4 separate regions of the Homo sapiens genome follow, and all the other regions are linked to region 4. The links are chromatin contacts, found by Hi-C in ENCODE. All regions are on one chromosome and are shown on one strand. The core of a region is the stretch at or near the end of the contact, and the rest is flanking DNA. Distances in the headings are between cores, read along the strand shown.

Region 1 (2,700 bases), core at 68-2,567, 5.3 Mb before region 4:
CCTCAGTATTCGTGAGTGATTTGTTCCAGGACCCCCATGGATACCAAAACTAGAGGATGCTCAAGTCCCTGATATAAAACGGCTTGTATTTGCATATACGCACATCCTCCTGTATAGTTTGTCTCTAGATTATTTAACATACCTAATACAATGTAAATGCTATGTAAATAGTTGTTATACTGTATTGTTTAGGGAATAATAACCTTAAAAAGTCTGCATTTCGGTACAGACTGATATTTTCCCCCAATATTTTCAATCAGGTTGGTTGAATCCACAAAACCCACTGAATGGAAGAGCCAAGTAGGGTGAGGTGAGGCCTTGGAGGGAGGATATCAAAATAAGTGGCTAGAGAGGAAGGAGGAGCTTGAGGTGGAAGCCGGAATGTGTGGGAACTGGTGCTGTACTTGCTCACCAAGCACCCTGGTTAGAGCTGAAATAACTCTTTTATGCCACAAACTCCTAAGAGACATAGTTGGGACCAGAACTGGCGCCTGCTGACTTCTGGGTAATCCATCCCCGGTTGTGAAGGGACGGCCGTGCCGCCACGACGGCTCCGAAATACACCAAGAGTTTATTTTCGGGGCTGCTCGTAGTCCAGTCATTCTTGGGTTTCCCATTTCCTATCAGCCCCAAGCCACCCACGGATGCTCCCCACCTCCAGACATCGCCCTCCACTAGGTCCCCAGATCACTTTTAAAACGCGACCAGGGGCCGGGCGCGGTGGCTCACGCCTGTAATCCCAGCACTTTGGGAGTCCGAGGCGGGCGGATCACGAGGTCAGGGGTTCGAGACCAGTGAAACCCCGTCTTTACTAAAAATACAAAAAAACTAGCCGGGCGTGGTGGTGTGCAACTGTCATCCCAGCTACTCGGGAGGCTGAAGCAGGAGAATCGCGTGAACCCAGGAGGCGGAGGTTGCAGTGAGCCGAGATCGCGCCATTGCATTGCAGCCCGGGCAACAGTGCAAGACTCCGTCTTAAACAAACAAACAAACAAACAACAGAACGCGACCAGGAGTCCCGGAAGCCTGCGTGCACGAACTCCCAAGACCACAAGTCCCAGCATGCAACGCTCCTTGTTGGAAAAGGGCCTCCCTTAGCCACTAAGTGGACCATCATGCAACATTCTCTGATGGGGCGGGGATCTCCATGGAGGGGGGAGGCACACTTGTTGCGTCGCCTCAGCAACTCCAATTGCGTGACAGAATGTGCTTCCGCTTCCGCCTCTGAGCCCTATGAGCGAGAGTTACGCTACTTAGTCGTTGTGACGCCATTCTTCTGCGACGGCGCGGACCTGGAGCTTCCGCGCGGTGGCTTCACTCTCCTGTAAAACGCTAGAGCGGCGAGTTGTTACCTGCGTCCTCTGACCTGAGAGCGAAGGGGAAAGCGGCGAGATGACTGACCGCTACACCATCCATAGCCAGCTGGAGCACCTGCAGTCCAAGTACATCGGCACGGGCCACGCCGACACCACCAAGTGGGAGTGGCTGGTGAACCAACACCGCGACTCGTACTGCTCCTACATGGGCCACTTCGACCTTCTCAACTACTTCGCCATTGCGGAGAATGAGAGCAAAGCGCGAGTCCGCTTCAACTTGATGGAAAAGATGCTTCAGCCTTGTGGACCGCCAGCCGACAAGCCCGAGGAGAACTGAGACTCTGCCTTACCACCGCAGTGCGGGGCACCTCTCCCAGCGTTTCTCCGGTTTGCCAATCCTCTTAAGTATTCCTGTCTCCAAAGGACCGGCTCTCCATGGCTCCTGCGCCTCGTGCTTTCCGCGTACAGAAGTGCTTGCCCGGGGAGTCCCGCCTGACCTGCCTTCATGTGGACCCTTAGAACAGCACTGGGAGACCAGCAGGACTCCTGAGAACTGTGCTGGTGGAGAGGTCCTAGAGCCGGCGAGCGTTTGAGAAGAGGGCATGGCGCTGGAGTGAGATGGGATTTGGCGTCTCGTTTTTGGCTAATTGATTGTCATTGGCTTTTTCCATAAAGTTTAGAAATCGTTCAGTCTCTTGGTGTGAACTTTCTGTGTTAGGGTGGAAGGCTCCGGAAAGAGCTGAGCGGGAAGTGGGTTTGGGTGAGGGAGCGCATGCCAGTGTCCATGGCCAGGCACTTAGATCCGCCGTGTCTACCTTTATAATTAATTCCCCGACTGCCACTTTTCCCAAGAGCGTTATTTTCAGGCCCACAATGCCTTCAGTATTGAAATTTGTGGTTATTGTATCCCATCTTCTTTTTCTCCTGTTTTAAAACTCTTTGCAGTCTTTGCTGTCATTGTCCTCCCTAGCCTCTTTAAAATGCATCCTTTTTTTTTTCTTGGGAATTTGTGGCCATGTCTCCAGAAATGACAAGCTGGCAAGCGAGTTCATCCATTCTACATTCAACAAATATTTGTTGAGCTCTATGTGACAGGCATTTTCCCGTGTTCTTGGGGCTTACATTATGCTGGTGGTGGAGAAAGGAGGTCAAACACTAGATGTAATAAGCAAATGTTAGAAGATGCTGCGGGGAGGGGAGAACAATGTATGTGGTGCGGGTGGGAGTAGCTGGTAGGGCTGTAATCTTAAATATGATGCACAAGTTACTGAGATGGTGACATTTGAGCAAAGACTTCAGGAAAATGAGGGAAATGGCCATGCGGAAAACTGGAGAAATTGCTTTCCATGAAGAGGGAACTGCCAGTGCAATGGTACTAACGCTG
Region 2 (2,914 bases), core at 242-2,741, 7.0 Mb before region 4:
AATCCTCTCTGCATCGCCAAATGACTCTTATTTTCCTAAACTTACTCTAAGAATATCTTTTAACAGCAATTTGAATAAACCGACTCACATGCCACTGTGATTTAATGTGTGATTTGCTGCCGAATCAGCTGTGTTTGGCCAGCCCTTCTGTCTTCACATTTTTCATAGTGTTTATCCTTAAGCTTAGCAACCAACCAAACTTCGAGTGGAATATCAACATTCAAGAGTAAAATGTATTATTAGTTTTCTAATTGTTCCACAAGAGATTGAGTTTGTGTAGTTTACATTTTTGCACTTTCTGTTTTACTTATATCCTCAACGCATGAAATTTTGGCCTGTTCCCCTTTACTATTCACAAACTTCCAAACACTGGTAAAAATGCCTTTGTGTGTCTTTAATTCACGTAACAGATTTGTGTTATGTTAAATGTTAGTGAATATATAAACCTAAGAATACAAGGATAATTTTGTTAAAGAATCAAAAAGTATCAGGACATTCGTTTGTCTTATGGCAGAGACAAATTGAAGTTCCCCACCAAGATATACGTATTTTGGATTTGGGCCAGACAGCTAAAAAACCTGTTTCAACTTAAAACCCAAAAAGGTTTTAAGTTGAAAAAATAATGCTGACTTTTGCTGAAAGTAAATTTTAAACAAAGGTTTTTTTTTTTAATTTACTCCATTAAAAATGCATACATTTGGACAGAGCGAGACTCTGTCTCAAAAAAAAAAAAAAAAGCATACATTTGTAGTCACAGAATTAGTTTTTGTTTTGACCTTGAAAAGGACTTGAAAGTATTTACTCCAAACTTACTTTACACATACTAAAAATATAGTTTTTGAAAAAAGAAAGTTGATGTGGCTTTTCAGACAAGGGAATGGTAGGTAATGTTTTGCATCAGCTCCGGGTCTTGGGTGATCTCCACCAATCAGAGATCCTTCAGAGCTCGTAGGGTCTAGAAAGATCATTATTTTACACCCTCATTTTACAGACAAAGAACCTGAGACCTGCTAGAGTAAGTGACTTGGTTAAGATAGGGAGCGCTCCAGAGACCAGGTCCAAGATCTTCCCCCGTTTCACAATTAGAAGGCGGCTGTCTAGAGGTCATTCCCTTCCTTATGATCCTCATAAAGTTAATTTCCAGTCTCTTGGAGAGAGAACTGGACGATCGCCTGGCTTAGAAGTTTTCCTCCCTCCCCGAACCCCGTTTTCTCTTCCATTTCTTCCGGTCGCGTGTCCCCAGCGCCCACAGGTGGAAATCAACCGCCCGCGGGGTTGCGGGGCACAAAGAGGCAGCTAGCGGCTCCGCTGACCCCTTCCCGCCGGCCTGGACGAAGTCTGGGCTCGGGAGCCGCGTGATGCATCCCAAAGAAGGCGCAGAACAGCACGTGTTCTCCCCGGTGCCCGGGGCTCCCACACCACCGCCCAATCGCTGCGGCCGCCTAGTGCTCGGGCCGCGCCTGCCGGCCGCGGGGACTCCGGGCCCGGGTATTCGCGCCGCCGCCGCCCGCCATGCGCTTCCGCTTTGGGGTGGTGGTGCCACCCGCCGTGGCCGGCGCCCGGCCGGAGCTGCTGGTGGTGGGGTCGCGGCCCGAGCTGGGGCGTTGGGAGCCGCGCGGTGCCGTCCGCCTGAGGCCGGCCGGCACCGCGGCGGGCGACGGGGCCCTGGCCCTGCAGGAGCCGGGCCTGTGGCTCGGGGAGGTGGAGCTGGCGGCCGAGGAGGCGGCGCAGGACGGGGCGGAGCCGGGCCGCGTGGACACGTTCTGGTACAAGTTCCTGAAGCGGGAGCCGGGAGGAGAGCTCTCCTGGGAAGGTATTGCCAGCAGACGCCTGCCCCCGGCGCAGAGCGGGAGCTCCGGCCCGCACCCCCAACCGGGGCCTCGGCCTCGGGCAGGCCCCGCAGGCCCCGGCGGCGCGCGTCCCGGGCTTTTTGCCCGCGTCCCTGCGCACTCCCCGGGCGACCTGGGCTGACCCTGCTCTGCCGGCCACGCTGTCGCCGCCAGCCGCGCCTCCGGCTTCCTACTGATTCCCTAGACCCGTATAGCGCTCCCGGCCGCCTTCCCGCCCACTCTGTTGCCTGCCCCTCTGACCTGGTTTCCGCACATCCAGTCCTCAGCTTCTTTCCAACCGCGCCTGCGTCACGGGCCAGTGCCCTTCGTCTCCCGCCCGGGGCTCCCTTCGCCCTCCGAGTGCCCCTCGACCTCCGAGTCCCCCCCTTCGCGGGTCCCTTGGCTGCCCGGCCGCGCGCCGCTGATGGCTTCAACAGCCCAACTCCGCCTTGGTTGGGTTTTGTGTCCTCATTTTCCTGCTCTAATTCACTAAAAAAAACCCAAAACGATCCAACCAACGAAACTAGCGTTTTCGCTAATCCTAGACAGCAATGTGCTACTTAGATTTTTTTCATAGATATTGAGAATGAACTAATGGAAAAACGTTGAATATTTCCCTTTTTGGATTTTTTTTTCTTTTTTAATCCCAGATATATGACAATTGAGACATGACCTGATTTCTTAAAATACTAAAACAATACATGCTGGTTGTAAAATAATAATAAAGAAATGTACATAGTGAAAACTTACAGTGTTTCCTCCACACATCTTAAGCACACTGCTTGTACACATTTATGTATGTGATATATGCATATACTTTTTTTTTTTACAAAAATTGTATAGTAATTCTGAATTTTTGCTTTTCTTGCCTAACAATATGTTAGGGACATCTTTCACTGTCACTACACGTAGATATGTATTTTACATGTAGATGTATATTTTAAATGGCAACAAATTATTCTGCATCTACCAATGTGCATTTAGGTTCTTTTCAGTTTTCCTCTGTCGTAAACAGTAGTGGCTTAATTGAAATTCCTTTTACAGATATCTTTGAACATTCGGGAGTGTTTCTGCAGAGTGGATTC
Region 3 (2,708 bases), core at 59-2,558, 5.1 Mb before region 4:
AACTGACTGGCTAAAGAACAGGACCTACTTTTTGTGTGGGCAATAGAACCCTCTGGGGTGCACTCTCATCTGCTGCTAAAGGATCTCGTTGGCTCCGGTGGACCAAGTGAAAAGACACAGCTTTCTTCTTCTCTATAAAGGGCTTTTTCTTCCTGTGAGGCTTCAAAGGAACAAAATCACAACAATTAATTAAAACAGAACAAAAAGACGGAGAATAATTCCATAGTCCACACATGCATCTTTAGTAGTCATGTTAAAGATACTTTTTAAAAATCTACACTTCTAGGGCAGGCAACATCAGCTGTGTTCTGCAGAATCCATACTTAACCTTCCTTCAACAAACATTCCTTGAGCACCTACTTTGTGCCAGACCTTGTTATGGGAACTGAGAATACAGAAGTGGGAAAGTCAGATAAAGTCCCTGTTCTTAGCAAGAAAATCAAGATAATTTCCGGTGAAGAAAATATAAGACAGTGACGTGAAAATGCCTTAAAAGCTACTTTACACTGGCTGCTCAGGGAAGGCCCCTGGCCGACTGAACTAGAATGACAAGAAGCCTGCCACAACATAATCTGGAGTAGACAGCTCCACACAGAGCATCTACCAACCAGTAAATAAAATCACGACACAAACAGCTAAAGTTTAATAAGATCCATCACCTCTTTCTACATTCTTACTTCGCTATTCAATTTTGATTCTCTAAACTGGGAAACCAATTAAGTGGCTTTACTTTGGGCCCAACCTTATGCTCTCCCACAAGTTCCCTTTCTCAGAGGAAACAGACAGGCAGACACCTGCCACTCCAACGCTGAGGGAGACCAGCAGCTCCCTCTGCTCGACCCCAAGAAGCACAGGGTTGCGCGTTTGTGTCGGCAGTCACCAGCTTTTAGTTAACCGAAATCACGCAGGGCTGCAGGCTCCCAGGGATAAAACAAAAAGGCCATTCTCCTCTCCGGGCCACATCCCAGGGAGGCTCGGCGGTGGGAGACTGTAACTTGCAAAGAATGCCCACGGTGGTGACGTTGGCCCATTTCGGGGTACCGTGCCGCAAGCAGCCTCTGGCATGACCCAGACCCGGGCCGCAGTAGCCAAGGTATTACCGGAAGCAGCCTGGCCTCTGCAAAACCACAGCGCTCGGCCGCCGAAACAAGCAAGGCTTGCTCACCATGCTGCAGCCGCGCGGCGCTCACCCCCAACAGGGGCGGCGATGACACCCTCGAAGTCCGGCGGGGAGACCAAGGTCCAGCTGAAGGCCGCTTCTGTAGGCCTCACCACACGTGCAGCCCCAGGACCCGGCGATAACGTCACCCAGCCGGCCGTGGAAACGGACCAATCGCCGAGGAGCTGATGGGTCGCGACCGGAAGTTACATAGGCTCGCTGCGTCTCCACGATCGCGAGAAGCCACCGGGAGGTGGGGCTAGCTCGGCTCCCACCCCTGGGCGGGCTGTACTTTTCCGGCCTTTAGTCTCCCGCCGGGCAAAGGGAATCGTGGGGGTCCTTAACGTTGAGGCGCCACAGAGGGGTTTCTGCTTGTGGACGAACCTTTTATAGCTCCCTCTACGGAGACCAGAGGGGACGAATCTAGCATCCCCCTTGACTTGTGTCCCTTACCTATTCCCAACCATAAAAAACAAAGCCGCGGACACGGAAGGGAGGCGACCACCCCGCTGGGGTGCTGGGGTCGCCAAGTTTCAGGTTCCCTCTCCGGGTGGGGGCGGAGTCGGTTGCCGTAGCAACGGAGGCTGGGGCCTTGCCTTTATAGACTGCATCAGACTTGATCAGGTTATATTTTCCACTGTTTCATGAACTGCTTTCATCTGCCCTGTTAACCAAACCCCCGAGACTCTGTTAACTGTAGAGGCATTTGAACTAATAAAATATATTCAGAATCTCTGGTGTTTGAATGTTAACTTTCTCCCCCTGTTTAAACAAATAGGCTATAAGCACGCATTCTTAGGAAGATTTCAGGCCGGCGTTGGCGTACTCACATAGCTTTTCTTGGACGAAAGTGTGTGGTAAATGCAGTCACTTTCATCAGCAGACCTTTTTTTCAAATTTGTTTCCCCAACTTCCCAGTTTCTGGTGACCTCTCAATGAATGGCTTACCCTGGATTGTGTCTTTATGCCGTAGGCATTATCACTGTAAGTATTTGTGGAGTATTATTCTTTTATTACAGTAAAAATTATAGAAATAGGCCAGGCGCGGTGGCTCATGTCTGTCATCCCAGCACTTTGGGAGGCCGAAGCGGGTGGATCACCTGAGGTCAGGAGTTCAAGACCAGACTAGCCAACGTGGTGAAACCCCGTCTCTACTAAAAATACAAAACTTAGCCAGGTGTGATGGCAGGTGCCTGTAATCCCAACTACTTGGGAGGTTGAGGCAGGAGAATAGCTTGAACCCGGGAGGCAGAGGTTGCAGTGAGCTGAGATCATGCCATTGCACTCCAGCCTGGGCGACAAGAGCGAAACTCTGTCTCAAAAATATATATATATAGAAATAATTTAGGTTAGGACCATAAAACTTGTCTTAGGATATTGCTTTGTAACAGAGATAATACATAGCACTCCTATGTGCCAGAGATTCGTTGTTATTATTCATTATATAGAATTAAAAGATCCAAGGGGGCAGTTTTCATTTCCTTTCAATCAGTTGTACTTACTGCTGTATCATCAGGGGCCTGATGCATGGGGCATATATGCTCAGTAA
Region 4 (2,975 bases), core at 204-2,703:
CATCCTGGCTAACACGGTGAAACCCCGTCTCTACTAAAAATACAAAAAATTAGCCGGGAGTGGTGGCGGGCGCCTGTAGTCCCAGCTACTCAGGAGGCTGAGGCAGGACAATGGCATGAACCCGGGAGGCGGAGCTTGCCCTGAGCCGAGATGGTGCCACTGCGACAGAGCGAGACTCCGTCTCAAAAACAAAACAAAACAAAACAAAACAAAACAAAAAAACCCCTTCCATACTTTATTTGTGCATAGTGTTAAATTTTTCTTAACTTCATTATTTCATATATCATAAGATGAATTTATATGGCTATCTCTACCTCATCAGGTTGTAAATTGCCTTCTAGAAACATTAGGCCGTTTTTGGCATGCTGTGTTTAATTTAGGCATGCCATGACCATTCAAAAAGATTCAAACCCATTGCTGTCGCTTAAAATAATTATTTGATGAATTCAATAAATTTTTCTTTTTCCTTTTGCCTGGACTTAGTGCCACTGGCACTGGAATTTAAACCACTGAGCTTAAATTGGCTGACGCTAGACAATTACAACTGGAGCTACAATACTGCCAAAGAAGAGGCTTTCTGGGAAAGGCTCCAATGCCCAGTCTCTAATCCCAGATACCACTGGGTGTCAATCCACTTAAACCTTGGCTAACAATTTTTCTTTTAAGAAGCATTTTTTGTAACAGAACAATAATTCTGGTGTTGTTTCAACATGCAACACAAATTAAATGAGAGTTTGAAAGATGACTGAATAGAGACGATTAGTTCTCTGAAGAGGCAAGGATCTGTAAAAATGTATGATACGCATAAACACGCTGGCCTGAAATTTAACGATGCTAATACACACTTGGTGGTACAAGAAAAAAAAATCTAGGAAGTAAAGCAATGCAAATAAACCAGTGGTGGTCTAAACCACAATATTCTGCGGAGCCAGCACTCGCGATTTCCTCGTTTTTGGAAAATTACATCTGTCACAAGAGCACTGAAACCCTTCCTGTATATCAAACAGCAAAGAATGTTTTAGAGAAGGCATAATAAGTAAACTGCTCATAGTTACTTATTCACACAGTGGTTTTAAGTGCCAGGTCTTGCCTCCAAGCAGTACCACTGGGCATCCCTCTTGACATCACCTCATTCCCCTTCCCCAATCTACCGAAGCGATGACCCTTCACCGCCCAGTACCCAGCAGTGACCAGAGTGGTGGGAAGGGCCTAAAGGGGCAGGTTGCGGAGGTTCCTTTGCTTCCACTACATACCTGAAGAAGAAGGGTATTGGGGCCCCCTTCCGCAACCCGCAAAGACCCGACAGCCTCAGAAGCCACCGCCGCAGCCACAAGCAGAGCCCCGGTCACATCCCGGGACCCGCTCCTCCGCAGCTCCGTTTGTTTACGGAAGTGACGTAAGAGGTACAGCCTCCATGCCCCAAGCGGAAGCCCCGCCTTTTCCTGCTCCCCCAGTGTCGCTCTTGGCTCCGCCCTCGGCATTTCATTGCTTCCCCTGTCCTTCCTTTAGCTGTAACTCCGGCGGGCGTGTTGGGTGTGTCGTTTTAGGCTCTGTGACCCAGGAGCAAGACGCAATAAGCGGGTGCAGTGGAGGTAGAAACGGGAAATGCAGTACCCTTTCCGGAAGCTACTCCGCCCCTCGGTGAGTGTTAGATTCCCCCCCCGAACTACAATTCCCAGAATGCTGTTCGAGCATGCCCGAAGGCGGAACCAGAGTGTCGCCATGCAACTGTTCCTTGGTTGTTTCCGATTGGTTGCCCGGACTTCTCGCGGCTAAACTAATTTTGGCTCCAAGGCGGCGTGAAGAGTGTGATTCTGTTCAGCGACCGTGATTCTGTTCAGCGACCATGATGTTGAGCCCCTAATTGAGAGTCTGTTACCACTATTAATAGCTACTCTGTTCGGGCCCTACACATAACGGTGTATCTAAACCTCTCTACAATTTTATGGGTAGGTGTTATACTCTCTGTTTTACAAATGGGGAATTTGAGGCTCAGAAAGGCTAATTGATGCAGGTGTCTCTCTGTCGTCAAAGATAGTTCTACTTCCACTATACTTAAAGCCTCTGGAGAAGGAATTGCAGGCTGAGAGAAAGAGATCTATCTTAAATGAGGGAAGAAATGCACGTTTCATTGCCTGGTCTGGGTAGCCTTCCCGGTGTTGGAGTGGGAGGTGGGAAGGTTTTAGATTCACAGGTCCTTAGATTGAAGGGACTCTGGAGGAACACCACATAGCACCCCCCGCATTAGCTAATGGGGAAACCATATCTAGAGATTGTATCCATGCCAGAAAAGGCAGAGCAAAGACAACCCCAGTCTCTTGGCTTCTAGGATAGGATGTTCTTCCGCCACCCGCCATTTAAAAAAAAAAAACAAAACTATTGAAATGTTAAAAAAAAAAAGCACAGAATAAACAACGCACCCACTATCCAGAACGAACAGATTTATGAATGAAAGAAATGGAGCATTACAGATAAAGAAGGTGTTCCCTATTCTCAGTCCCATTCTACTACCACCCTCAGAGAGGCAACCAGGATCATGAATTTGATATGTATCTTGCCAATCTAGGTTTCTATATTTAAACTATTACTATGTATTATAAACAATATGTAGAATGGTTTGGGGCATTTGAAGTTTTACATGAATGCTATTATATTTTGTGTATTGATCTGCAACTTGATTTTTTCACCAAATTCTGTGTTTTTGAGAGCTATCCACATTGATAAATATAGCTAGACTTTATCAAATAGATTTGTCACAAATTATTTGGGAATTCCCATAGTGATGGATGTTTAGGTTGTTTCCCATTTTTCACCATTACAAACACTACTGTACAGTCTGCTCAATATCTTTTCCCAGTTTCTCCTTTTAATTAATGTCGAATTGTCTTATTTGTATGAACAGAGCTTGCAACTGGTGATTCACATGCTACTTTTTTTTTTTTCAAATTGGTTGCTAACAGCTAAAATTGAAAGAA

What was found. A loop is a pair of places that touch in the nucleus more often than their neighbours do. Pooled maps may share reads with other maps.
Region 1: a loop to region 4 is called in a map of CD8-positive, alpha-beta T cell, with 12 times the contacts of the local background. The contact joins the promoter of SF3B5 here to the promoter of CCDC28A-AS1 in region 4. A Hi-C loop is called at or near these places in 1 of 168 maps with a recorded cell type or tissue (CD8-positive, alpha-beta T cell), 1 of 37 single-sample maps with no recorded cell type and 8 of 50 pooled maps.
Region 2: a map of CD8-positive, alpha-beta T cell shows a loop between it and region 4 (22-fold over the local background). The contact joins the promoter of EPM2A here to the promoter of CCDC28A-AS1 in region 4. A Hi-C loop is called at or near these places in 3 of 168 maps with a recorded cell type or tissue (CD8-positive, alpha-beta T cell and naive thymus-derived CD4-positive, alpha-beta T cell) and 8 of 50 pooled maps.
Region 3: a map of CD8-positive, alpha-beta T cell shows a loop between it and region 4 (11-fold over the local background). The contact joins the promoter of LTV1 here to the promoter of CCDC28A-AS1 in region 4. A Hi-C loop is called at or near these places in 1 of 168 maps with a recorded cell type or tissue (CD8-positive, alpha-beta T cell), 1 of 37 single-sample maps with no recorded cell type and 9 of 50 pooled maps.

Annotation. Positions count from the first base shown.
Region 1 is chr6:144,094,190-144,096,889 of GRCh38, reverse strand. It overlaps SF3B5 (splicing factor 3b subunit 5), which reads left to right and starts at 1,317. Exons shown (of 1, transcript NM_031287.3): 1 at 1,317-2,006. The coding sequence starts at 1,393. The coding sequence ends at 1,653. RefSeq lists an enhancer at 868-1,567.
Region 2 is chr6:145,734,097-145,737,010 of GRCh38, reverse strand. EPM2A (EPM2A glucan phosphatase, laforin) reads left to right here and starts at 1,491. Exons shown (of 4, transcript NM_005670.4): 1 at 1,491-1,813. The coding sequence starts at 1,513. EPM2A-DT (EPM2A divergent transcript) reads right to left here and starts at 2,142. Exons shown (of 3, transcript NR_038246.1): 1 at 2,091-2,142. RefSeq lists enhancers at 1,077-1,126, 1,147-1,196, 1,207-1,266 and a silencer at 1,427-2,016.
Region 3 is chr6:143,841,938-143,844,645 of GRCh38, reverse strand. LTV1 (LTV1 ribosome biogenesis factor) reads right to left here and starts at 1,308. Exons shown (of 11, transcript NM_032860.5): 1 at 1,166-1,308; 2 at 29-160. The coding sequence starts at 1,168. RefSeq lists enhancers at 805-874, 1,065-1,274, 1,455-1,504.
Region 4 is chr6:138,772,181-138,775,155 of GRCh38, reverse strand. CCDC28A-AS1 (CCDC28A antisense RNA 1) reads left to right here and starts at 1,453. Exons shown (of 3, transcript NR_161205.1): 1 at 1,453-1,641. It overlaps CCDC28A (coiled-coil domain containing 28A), which reads right to left and starts at 1,387. Exons shown (of 6, transcript NM_015439.3): 1 at 1,254-1,387. RefSeq lists enhancers at 1,075-1,134, 1,495-1,554, 1,575-1,624, 988-1,661, 1,662-2,336.